Linked DNA regions of Homo sapiens: region 1 is linked to region 2. The links are chromatin contacts, found by Hi-C in ENCODE. All regions are on one chromosome and are shown on one strand. The core of a region is the stretch at or near the end of the contact, and the rest is flanking DNA. Distances in the headings are between cores, read along the strand shown. Region 1 holds the start of UFC1 (ubiquitin-fold modifier conjugating enzyme 1). Region 2 holds the start of PEX19 (peroxisomal biogenesis factor 19).

Region 1 (3,222 bases), core at 227-2,726, 870 kb before region 2:
AGTGCTCAAATATGTCTCCTAGCTTTGTCTACCATTCCCTGCCTCACATTTGATGCTCTAACAACTCTGAGCTACTTTGTTTCTTCAAACACATCATGCTGGTGCCTGTGCCGTTTCTAGATTCTATGCCTTTGCTCATGCTGTCCCTTTTGGCTTGAATGTCCTTCTACTCTTATGTTTTATCAGGCTAGCTTATGTTTACTCTTTAAGTTTCAGCTCAAGCATTACCTCTTCCAGGAAACCTTCCGTGACCGAATGCAAACTGGATGTCTCCTCTTATGCTCTCAAAACATCCTAGCCATTTCTCGCTTTATATCTGTCCATATCTGTCTCAGTCTCTCTCCACTTAAACACTGTATTATAATGATCTGGTTTTGTCTACCTCAGTAAGTTCCTCCTTATTCGGCTTGGTATCTCCTCCCTAGGTTCTATATGCACAGTAATTTTTTTTTTTTAGTGAATGAATACATGAGGTAGGAGAACTAGAACTGCTGGTCTTTGAAGCAGGCAGAAACTACAAGGAAGACAAACTTTTCTCACCTTCCACAGTAGAGATAACTGAGAAGACAGCCCGTTTCTAACTATGAGCTAAACTCCCCAACTCTCTGTAGTTAACACCTACTTGAATTTTCAGCCCTAATGTGGCTTGAAAGAGTGAAGAGTGAGGCCAGGCGCGGTGGCTCACGCCTGTAATCTCAGCACTTTGGGAGGCCGAGGCGGGTGGATCAGGATCACGAGGTCAGGGGATCGAGACCATCCTGGCCAACACGGTGAAACCCCGTCTCTACTGAAAATACAAAAATTAGCTGGGTGTGGTGGCGCGCGCCTGTAGTCCCAGCTACTCAGGAGGCTGAGGCAGGAGACTCGCTTGAACCCGGGAGTCGGAGGTTGCAGTGAGCCGAGATCGCGCCACTGCACTCCAGCCTAGCAACAGAGCGAGACTCCGTCAAACAAACAAACAAAACAGTGAAGAGTGAAGAAGGGGGCAGAGAGATGCGGACTGGGAGTTGGCGCCCTGAGGATTTTTGTTCACATCCAGGTGAACAAACACCTGTAGCCAGGGAGACACGTCACCTTCTGGGGAAGCGTATCCCTAAAATAACTGCTGCTTTTAGCCGCAAGGTCTGGCCCCACTGTGCACCTCACCCGAGTCTTTTTTGCCCTCTCCCCACCATCCCTCCTTAGTCCCCGAGCCCCACAATAGTCCCATTTCTATGAATTTGGGCGTTAAACTTAAAAACCGGAAGCGGCTTCCACACGGAGCCTATTATTGAGGACACCTGATTTCTCCCAACCCTTATGCTACGCGTTAGACTGTAGAAACACAACTAACCCGGATAAGGGACTGATATTCCTCCTTCAGTCGCTGCACCCACAACTCACGATCTCGGGGTCCGGCGTTAGTCTTCAGCACCGGGATCTCAGACACAACACGTCGCGTGGCTTCATCCGCCATCTTGGACCAGGGCGCAAGAGAAACGCGGAAGTGGTGTTGCCTGTAGCTTACCTCAAGGCGCCGTCATCTTTACTATGGGAAGATGAGACGTTGGGTTGCTGTAAGACCTCTTTTGAATAAGATCTTTGTTTTCTTGTCACCTAGTTACCCGCTTGTGAGTGCATCGAGAAGAACAGAATGTAAACAGATTACTCCGTCCTATATATGACACCTATCATTAAAATCACCGCATAAGGCACAAAGGGTGACTTCCGTTCATGCTCAGAGAAGTAATCGCAGAAAACCCGGACACCTTCCCAAACTTGGAAAGCTCTTAGAACTTCAGGCTGCTGAAGGCATTTTTACTTATTTATTTATTTTTATTATACCTTAAGTTCTAGAGTACATGTGCACAACGTGCAAGTTTGATACATAGGTATACTTGTGCCATGTTGGTTTGCTGCACCCATCAACTCGTCATTTACATTAGGTATTTCTCCTAATGCTATCCCTCCCCCAGCCCCGAGCCCCCAACCCCAAGGCGCTTTTCAAGGCACTGACTTCCTAAAACGAGCGATTCGTGTTTCCTCTTCGAAGAACTTTTCCTTTGCTTATATATAGTCCTGCCTCTAGATGCAGTTATCCTGTAGAAGGATGTTTAACTCCTGATAAAGATTAGAAACCATGCAGAATCAAAAGACAAATCCCTGCAAGATTTCTGCCTTAGTCTAGCCATTCACTGAGTCCTAGACTTTTTTTTTTTTAGACAGTGTCTCAATCTGTTGCCCAGGCTGGAGTACAGTGGTACGATCATAGCTTACTGCATCTTCCATCTCCCGGGCTCAAGCGATCCTCCTGCCCCAGCCTCCCCAAAGTGCTGGGATTACTTGTGGGGAAACAATAAACAAACTCCAGTTGGACTTAAAATCTAAACACATTAATTTTTGCTTTTTTTTTTTTTTTTTTTGGAGACCGAGTTTCACTCTTGTTGCCCAGGCTGGAGTGCAATGGCATGATCTCGGCTCACCGCAACCTCCGCCTCCCGGGTTCAATTGATTCTCCTGCCTCAGCGTCCTGAGTAGCTGGGATTACAGGCATGTGCTACCACGCCCGGCTGATTTTGTATTTTTAGTAGAGACCGGGTTTCGCCATGTTGGCCAGGTTGGTCTTGAACTCCTGACCTCAGGTGATCCACCTGCCTCAGCCTCCCAAGGTGCTGGGATTACAGGCGTGAGCCACCGCGCCGGCCATTTTGGCTTTAATTTAAATATCCTGTTTGGCTGGCGTGGTGGCTCAAGCCTGTAATCCCAGCAACTTGGGAGGCCAAGGCAGGTGGATCACTTGAGGTCAGGAGCTCCAGACCAGCCTGACTGGTGAAACCCGTCTCTACTAACAATACAAAATTAGCTAGGCATGGTGGCGCACGCTTGTAGTCCCGGCTACTTGGAGGCTGAGGCGGGAGAATCGCTTGAACCCGGGAGGCGGAGGTTACAATGAGCCGAGATCCTGCCATTGCACTCCAGCCTGGGCAACAAGAACAAGATTCCGTCTCAAAAAATAAATAAAACCTAAAAACGTTAATTATAGATTTAAATATCTTGTTTGGCCGGGTGCGGTGATTCACGCAGATAACCCCAGCACTTTCAGAGGCCGGGGTGGGCAGATGGCTTGAGCCCAGGAGTTCGAAAATAGCTTAGGCAACGTGGTGAAACCCCAGCTGTACAAAAAATACAAAAATTAGCCGGAGTGGTGGCGGGCACCTGTAGTCCCAACTATTTTGGGGGCTG
Region 2 (3,364 bases), core at 678-3,177:
CAAAAAATAAAACCAATAGAGATGCCTGTTGATAGACAAGTTTTCTTTTTTTGACGTGCTTGTTACAACTATAGCCATATTGGAGATACACGTGTAAGCAGTTTGAATGAGAAAGTCTGGAATAAATTATGTTGCAGGTGTTGGAAAACAGGTTTATCAGGAAAGGATTTGATTACAGAAGTTTAGAATTGTAAAGGACTTCAAAAGTGATTAGTGGCAGAATTGGGGCTGGAATTTAGGCTTTCTAACTCACAGTTCATAATATTTTGATCCCAAAACACACTACTTGTGGTTGGAAGAAAACAGGTTTTGCAGATATGATTTTACAAGTCTGTGCCCTATCTGTGAAGGACATAGTAAGTGCTTGATCTGGTGCTTGATGCAGTACTCAAATGTGTGTTTAGGAAGCTAAGAATGAAAGTGATGAGGTGACTTAACACAGGATTTTTTTTCATTTAAAATTCTTACCTTGTATCATACTGTGTGTATATCTCATCATACCTCCGGCTCACCCCCACTTAGCTACCTTACAGCAGGGGGTGGTCCTGATTTATCTCTCTGTCCTCACTGTGCCCAGAACAAGACCTTAATAATAGGTGCTCTCTAAGTGCGAAAACAGATTTGTATGTGAAACAGTTGCTACATTCTGACATCTGAATAGAACAATTCCAAAGGAGGAAAGGGACGTCTAGAGTTACCTCTATCTGAGCATTCCCCGTGTTCACTCAGTTGGAGGTTGGGTTCTGTGTGGAGAAAAGGAGATTGTTCAGGGAAAGTAAGTCTATTACTACTGCATTCGAATTGCCCTGCTCAGTCCAAGGTACCAGAGGCTCTCTTAATAACATGGAGTTCTAAGTTCCTGGCCGGCCCTGTGTCCTTTAATCAAACAGTTCTAATAGATAATAGGAAATGAGAGATGCCACTAGATTGGGCAGACAGATGTGCCTGATTAGGGACTGCGAGAGCAAAGAGTGGCCAATGAATGCCTACTAAGTTTTAAACCCTAGCCTGGGAGTTGGGCTTTACAGCAGTGAAGACAACAGACGAAAATCTTTGCGTTCATGGTGTTTAAATTCTGCAGGGTGGGGAGCGGAGAATAAAAAAGTACGGTAGATAGTATGTCAGATACTGTTCAGTGTTAGGAAGAAAAGGAACGGGAATGGCCAAGGAAAGCGTTTCAGAAAAGATAATATTTGAGGGAAACAATGAAGTGAAGCCGGGCGCAGTGGCTCACGCCTGTAATCCCAGCACTTCGGGAGGCCGAGGTGGGCGGATCAGCTGAGGTCCGGAGTTCGAGACCAGCCTGGCCAACCAGCCTGGCCAACATGTTAAAACCCCGTCTCTACAAAAATTAGTCGGACGTGGTGTCGCGCGCCTGTCATCCCAGCTACACGGGAGGCTGAGGCAGGAAGAATCGCTTGAACCCGGGAGGCCAAGGCTGCAGTGAGCCGAGATGGCGCCACTGCATTCCAGCGTAGGCGACAGAGCAAGATTCCTTCTCAAAAAAAAATAAAAAAAAAAAAATGAAGTGAGAGAAAGTAGTATGTTATGTGCCATAATTGTCATATCAATTATATATGTTTAGATTCTGGTTATTTGTAGGCAGTTTGTCTCAATCTGGCCTACTCACAGCTCAGGAAAAAATAATGAAAGAGCTTCGCCAGGTAATTTGGGAAGTTGAAAGAAAGGAGTCCGGGCCTCTAAAACCAGACAGAAAATAACCCTATCTTATCCCTAATTCTGTTTCACAGGAGAAAAGGGAAAAATACCCAAAACACAAACACTCAAAGCTTCCTGGCCCTTTAAAAATGGCGGTTCCGCACTGGTCAACAATACCATTGGTTACCCGAGGCAGAAGAGGGCGGGAGCGAAGGGGTGGAGGGCGTGTCGGCACCGAGGAGGTCCCGCCTCCTACGGCAAGTCGGAGGTAGCAAGATGGCCGCCGCTGAGGAAGGCTGTAGTGTCGGGGCCGAAGCGGACAGGGAATTGGAGGAGCTTCTGGAAAGTAAGAGCCCATAGTGGGAAAGGCCCGAAGAGGGCACGTGTGAGGACCCATTCTGGGGGTTAAGTGAACCTGAGATATTAGGGACGGGCAGGAGAGGCTCTCCAAAGGTTAAATGGGGGCGGAGAGTCTGACCCCCGAGCCCCCCAAAAATCTCTGGGTCATCCTGCCCCACCCCGGCGACTGGAGCTGGGGAGCTCACCTGGGGTCCCTCAGTGGTCCGGATGGTGGATGTTTCCGCAGGACGGCGTTTCATGATACCTCTTCAAACTCCTCTTTAGGTTACTGAGTTCTTAAAGTTCGACTTCAGCAGCAGTAGCAGCAGCAGCAGCATTTGGTTCTTGCTGGGTAGCGAACTACGCACTCACTGATTGCTTACATTAACTCCTAGCAAGCTCGTGGCCGGTCCTTGTGTGCCTCGTCCTGTCTTCCTTAACACGAAAGACACTTTTCTCCTCCTAGTCCTTTTCTCTTTCTCTCGTTAGGCCCCTTAACAGTTCTTTCATCTTGTCAGTAGCTCAAGCGGACTCCTTTCCCTTATTTTGAGAAACTGAGGATGTGGCGATTTCAGGGGAAAGCAGTTCACCCTCCTGAAAGACGGGGGATGTTTTCTTAGCATTACTCTCCACTCCCCTGTTGACTTCCTGCCCAGAGTAGGGCCAGTGCTCTCTCCCTAGGCCTGGCGAACAGAATGGTGGTGAGGACACAGGCTTTTCAGGGCAGAGGTGAATTTGTAATCGCTTGCTCAATCACGGAGATGTGGGCAGGCAGAAAAATGAACAGAAACCCTGAGGAGTGCCAAGTGACTGTGTAAATTAGTGTACGGTTATCTGCAGAGATCAGGCCAAAGGGAGCTCTAGAAGGTTGTTGGGGAGCACTAAACTGGAGAATAAGAGAAGATAGTTTAATGCCGTACCATGGAGTCTGGTATGTAGTCCCTCAGTCTGTGCTGGTACCAGTACCAACAGGAAGCTGGGTGGGATGTCCTGTGCTTTCTCACCAAGTTATTCCTTTTAGAGCTCCAGAGTGAGTTCAGAGGGATGAGGACATCTGTGTTCTCTACTACTGTTGGGTATTTGTATGGGATTTCTAGGGAATCGTTAGGGTGTGGCAAGGGAGACACTATAGATGGAGATGTCTCTGCAGAACTTTTTAATCCTCTCCTCCCAGCTCTGAGATGGACATTTGTTCCACCTTAAGGGATTTCTTTGCCTTTGCTCACAATAAATTAGGTAATCCAGAAGGAAGTAGGAGGCTCATTGAGGGTGGTCTGGGGAGGTGGGGGACTCAAGGAGGAAAATTGAGGAAAGTTGGCAATTTGAAAAATCATATTCCTAATGCTTTGCCCAGAAACCACCCAGC

What was found. A loop is a pair of places that touch in the nucleus more often than their neighbours do. Pooled maps may share reads with other maps.
Region 1: a loop to region 2 is called in a map of ovary, with 5 times the contacts of the local background. The contact joins the promoter of UFC1 here to the promoter of PEX19 in region 2. A Hi-C loop is called at or near these places in 1 of 168 maps with a recorded cell type or tissue (ovary) and 4 of 50 pooled maps.

What each region holds. Positions count from the first base shown.
Region 1 is chr1:161,152,232-161,155,453 of GRCh38, reverse strand. UFC1 (ubiquitin-fold modifier conjugating enzyme 1) reads right to left here and starts at 1,476. Exons shown (of 6, transcript NM_016406.4): 1 at 1,334-1,476. The coding sequence starts at 1,456. RefSeq lists enhancers at 1,169-1,558, 1,599-1,648, 1,739-1,788, 677-1,876, 1,114-1,894.
Region 2 is chr1:160,283,696-160,287,059 of GRCh38, reverse strand. It overlaps PEX19 (peroxisomal biogenesis factor 19), which reads left to right and starts at 1,927. Exons shown (of 8, transcript NM_002857.4): 1 at 1,927-2,005. The coding sequence starts at 1,936. It overlaps LOC107985219 (a long non-coding RNA gene), which reads right to left and starts at 2,695. Exons shown (of 3, transcript XR_001738265.2): 1 at 2,205-2,695; 2 at 699-743.